Linked DNA regions of Homo sapiens: region 2 is linked to region 1. A link is a loop called in an ENCODE intact Hi-C map of the cell type or tissue named here. Cell type or tissue: gastrocnemius medialis. All regions are shown on one strand.

Evidence for each region. Peaks named below come from ENCODE experiments on the same cell type or tissue, not always from the same donor. Only the 100,000 strongest peaks of a DNase experiment are listed, where the experiment ranks them.
Region 2: a loop joins it to region 1, with 5 times the contacts of the local background. A loop is called at or near these places in 13 of 110 quality-filtered maps.

Annotation. Positions count from the first base shown.
Region 1 is chr13:112,930,686-112,933,185 of GRCh38, forward strand. LOC124903214 (a long non-coding RNA gene) reads right to left here and starts at 667. Exons shown (of 2, transcript XR_007063877.1): 1 at 375-667. It also overlaps a transcript of MCF2L not described here. In gastrocnemius medialis, a CTCF peak has its summit at 945; no DNase peak of the experiment used is centred here; H3K27me3 peaks cover 116 bases.
Region 2 is chr13:113,193,844-113,196,343 of GRCh38, forward strand. PCID2 (PCI domain containing 2) reads right to left here. Exons shown (of 14, transcript NM_001127202.4): 5 at 2,338-2,379; 6 at 1,228-1,282. Among named protein-coding and RNA genes, the nearest start is that of PCID2, 14 kb to the right of the region's middle. In gastrocnemius medialis, no CTCF peak of the experiment used is centred here; no DNase peak of the experiment used is centred here.

The DNA of each region.
Region 1 (2,500 bases):
CAGCACTGTGGGAGGCTGAGGAGGGCAGATCACTTGAGGTCAGGAGTTCGAGACCAGCCTGGCCAACATGGTGAAGCCCCATCTCTACTAAAAATACAAAAATTAGCCAGGCATGGTGGAGCGTGCCTGTAATCCCAGCTACTCAGGAGGCTGAGGCAAGAGAATTGCTTGAACCCAGGAGGCAGGGGTTGGAGTGAGCCAAGATCACGCCATTGCACTCCAGCCTGGGTGACAGAGTGAGACTCCGTCTCAAATAAATAAATAAATAGTAAAAATCATTTCGGAGGTCAGAGGGGTCCCCGGAAGGAATGCAGGAACCAGGAGACACAAGCCAGCTTTACTGGAGCGTGTTAGAGCCAGGACGCGCCTCTCACCTGAGCGGTTCAGCGTGCAGATGACAAACAGAGGTTCAGAGTCCTGGCTGTGTCTTCTGGGGCCTCCCAGTGGGGAGGGAGTGGCACTCTGTGTTTCCACATCCCTTTCTCCTGCCTGCACAGGAGGCAGAGAGCCAACCTGTGCTGAAGATGCATGAAACCGCCTCACGGAAGAAGAGGAACAGGGTGCTGACCTGCGTGACTCTGGGCAGGAGTGGGGTCTGTGAGACTAGAGGCAAAAGAAGCCACACAAACGCCCCAGGCTCCACTTAATTACGTCGTTTCCCGTAGATACAGGTCGGCAGTGCTGACGCTGCTCTGCCGGAAGCTGAAACTGAGCGATTAGGTGAGCAGCTGTCTGCGGATGGGAGCTGCTTTCTCACTGTTCCAGGAGAGGCTACACCCGTGTTGTAACAGAGCAGGTGTGCGGCGTCAGTGTGAACTGACGCTTAGCTTAGTGCAGATACAGGTGGCGACATACAGAAATACTGTGCACATCCCATAGCACACGCCTGCCTCTCCTCACCTTGACAGCTGAGAGGGCCTGGAAGCAGCAGCAGCCAGTGTCCACGAGCGTCCCCAGTGGCCAGATCTTGGTTTCTAATTCCATTCTTCAGTAAAAGCAACTGGGCTTCTTAGAGAAACCGCAGATTCCAGGATGGAGGCAGGAAGTATGCAAGATGAGACTGGATCATCTTACAGTGACAGAAAGGGAGGAACAAAACAAACAAAACAAAACCCAAACCCACGTGGATGGGGGCAGGCCAGAGGGACGCAGGAACCACCGAACACTCCCCATGACCAAAGCAGAACAATTTGAGCAGCAAAGTCAAGTCGCGTTGTATTATAACCCCAAGAACAAGATGAAGAAGCGTGGGTCCACACTGACGTAAATGATTGAATAGATATTAATACATGACTGGAGACAAGAGATAAGTCTCCCTTGCAGAAGAATTCCCCATCCTTCATGTAGATGAGTTGTTGTCACGAGGGGAGCTCAGAACCCTACTTCCTGAGTGTGGGATGTGCGCAGCTATGTGGTTCCGAAGAGTTCAAGACGAAAAGAGGGAGAAAGAGTAACTTCCCAGCAGAGGACCTGACGACCTGAGCCAGGCAATCGAGGTCAGCACCGATGGCGACCAGGCGTGTAGACTCGTGCCCTGGGTAAGGCGTGACCGGGATGGCACTTTACCTCTGTAGTCCTCCTCCCCAAGCACATCCTCCCCACTCCAATCATGAGAAGGACGTCAGAGTTCCAACAGAGGCTTCCAGTATACCTGACCAGTAGCCCTCAAAACTGTCAAAGTCATCAAAAATAAGGGAGCTCTGAGAAGCTGTCACAGCCAAGAGGAGCTGAAGGAGACAGGATGACTGAATCCTAGAACAGAAGAATATATTAGGCAAAAACTGTGGAAACCTGAATAAACTGTGCATAGTTAATAATAATGTACCAATATTGGCTCATTAATTGCAACAAAGGCACCATAAGCTTAAGATATGAATATTGGAGGACACTGGGGGAGGGGTGTGTGGGAGCCCTGTTCTATGTCAGTTTTGCTGTAAATCTAAAGCTGTTCTAAACAAAGCTAAACAAAGTTACTTAAAAAAGAAGCATCTCAGTACCGTCAGTGGGCCTGTGTGGCCCCTCATAGGTATCTGTATTTTAGCAAAAGAGAAATAAACGACTTTGGCTGGGTGCGGTGGCTGGCACCTGTAATCCCAGCACTTTGGGAGGTCAACGCGGGTGGATCATCTGAGGTCAGGAGTTGAAGACCAGCCTGGCCAACATGGTGAAACCCCGTCTCTACTAAAAATACAAAAATTAGCCTGGTGTGGTGACACACACCTGTAATCCCAGCTACCCAGGAGGCTGAGACAGGAGAATTGCTTGAACGCAGGAGGTGGAGATTTTAGTGAGGCAAGATTGTGCCACTGCCCCCCAACCTGGGTGACAGAGCAAGGCTCCATCTCAAAATAAATAAATAAATAAATAAATAAACATGAAGGAAGGAAGGAGAAAAGAAAGAAACGAACTTAACCACAAGCTGAGGAGCAGGAGTGCTGGGCCGACAGCCTTCTGGGAGACCCACAGCCTCCTGGAGGTCCGGGCGCTGGCCCCGCAGGGG
Region 2 (2,500 bases), 260 kb after region 1:
CTCTTGTCACATAATTCCAACATTTGTACAATCTCAGCCTTGGTGTCTTCTGCTGAATGTTTTTTCTCATTTGAAATCTCTGAAAGTTGAGATTTTCCTGGTAATCAGTGTCGATTAGATCCCGGACATTTGAGGCACTACCTGACGAGACTATGGACTTTATTTATCTTGTTTAGCAGGCCTCACCATGCAAGCAGAGAAACAGGTGCATCCCCTTAGCCACTGAGTCGGGGAGGTCTAGGTCCCCTGCTTAGCCTCTGACATCCACCTGGTGGGGAGGGGGACTAGCTCCTCATTACTGCTAGCCCAGGGTGGAGGTCCTGGGCCACCCCCAGTCCGCACCACTTTGCAGATGGGGTGGGACGGACCTGCTGACTTCTTTGCGCCTGGCACTGGAGTGAGGCAGTGACGGTCAGAGTTCTGTCTTGCTGGATTGGACTGTCTTCCCAGCCTCCTGGTTTCCTTGGGGCTTTTTGTCTCTGCCTGATGGTGAAAGGCTTCAGGTTTCTAACGCGCCCAGTCCAGGACAGACAGGAGACAAAAAGGAAACCTGGAGACTCCCTACACGTGACTCTGAGCCCCATCCCCCTCTTCTCTCCACCTCCCATAGCCATGCCGGCCTGACAACTCCCAGGGTTTTAACTGTTTCTAGCAGGCACAATAGGGTGAAATCCATTGCATCCTGACTGGAACTGAAGTCAACAATCATTTCTAAAACTGTAAAGGGGTCGTCCTAAAACCAAAAGGTTGACAAATGCTGCTCCATAATGGGGACTTCCGTGGGTCCCCATGGGGACGTCGCCTCCATAAAACCCAGGATCTCCCTTCACCCCAGGGAAGCCCCCTCCTACTGCCCAAATCTATATGAAGCTGAATTCTTTTTGGTGGGGGAGCAGGCCACATCTTAAAGGTAGAAGAGATGCAGAATAAGCTCATTTGTTGTTGTTCCACTCACTTCATAAAAATAACACATACCATAAATGGTTAACCACAAAATGGAACCTCTCCCTCTATATGAACAGTGTGGAAATCTGAGCAAATGTTTATATAAATCTGTTGGTGTTAACCCAGAAAGAATAGTCAATATCTTTCTTTTGCTCCCTATACCAGACACATCTCAACTCCAATTTGCTCCTCAAAACTTCTGGGAAGAATGACATGAAATTAAACAACAGATAGTCACCAAGTTTTAGTTTTAAAATAATAATGACAGCAAATTAAACTTACATTATTGGCAAACACTCGAAGGTCAAGCGCTACTGCATACATGACAGGCAGAGCCCTGCAGGGCAAAAAAGTAAACAAGTGTGAGGGGCTACGTGGGCCAAGATTCCATCCCCAGAGGTGGGAAGAACACGGACACCCAGGGCTACTATCCAGAATGGAGTCCGCACTTATCCAAAACTCTGACAGTTGTCTGCTTCCTCACCTTCTGTCCAGGCAGGCTGCAGGCCTCAGACTTCCTGATCATCCTGGGGCCCCACAATGCGGTGCTCCACACCCCTGTCCCCAACCCTGTCAGAGACCTCAGCCCTGCTTCAGTTCTGGGCTCCCAGGATATCCTCCTCCCCTCAGCTTCCCACCAGTATCCAAACAGCACCACTAAAAAAGAAGTGGTTTGATCAGATTTCCTAACAGGAACCAGAATATGTAATACACAAAATGTCACAAAACAACTTTTACAGCCAACTGGCAAAACTGGACTGTTTTCATGTGCAAGTTTTCACGTTAAAAGATAAAAGGGTGGCGGGAGGCAGAGGCTGCAGTGAGCCAAGACTGCGCCACTGCACTCCAGCCTCGGCGACTGAGCAAGACTCCTTCTCAAAAAAAAAAAAAGATAAAAGGGCGGGTTTGTTTGCAAAAGGCCTTTGGTTATTTCAGTATAAACAAATTTCAGTATTAACCTATAGTTTGTTAATAAATCATAAAATTTAGTTTGGCAAGGCATTTAAAAATACCACCATTATTATGTATTAGAACACCCCAAATGAACCGTAGTTGGTCTACCTCTTTTATCTAAGGTTTAAAACCAAAAGTTCAAAATTGACAACTGAAGGAAAAAACAGTATTTAATAAATATCTAGGGAAATGGACATCTGAAATAAAAATAATACTATATTGACATAGACACACTGCAAACAATGTGGCTGATCTACCATTTCAGTTTACTAGATTTGTGACTCCACTCATCTGTGTAGATATTACCATATGTCAACACACTGATTACCAAATATCCACATGGAAAATACAATACACATTTATTTAAAGCAAATTTGTAAAAAGATTCTGCTAAAAAAATTGCCATTTGCTAATTCAGCTGTTTCTGTTCACACTTACCAGTTTTCTTCTTTGTGGGCCTGGAATGCTCGCAAGAATGATGTACTGTATTAAGGAAGATATGGCATACAAAGTTCAAATAATGCTACGTACGATAAAAGTAAAGAATAAGAATCTAAATTTTAAGGAATGTAGATCACCCTTGAGCAGATTTATGTTGCAA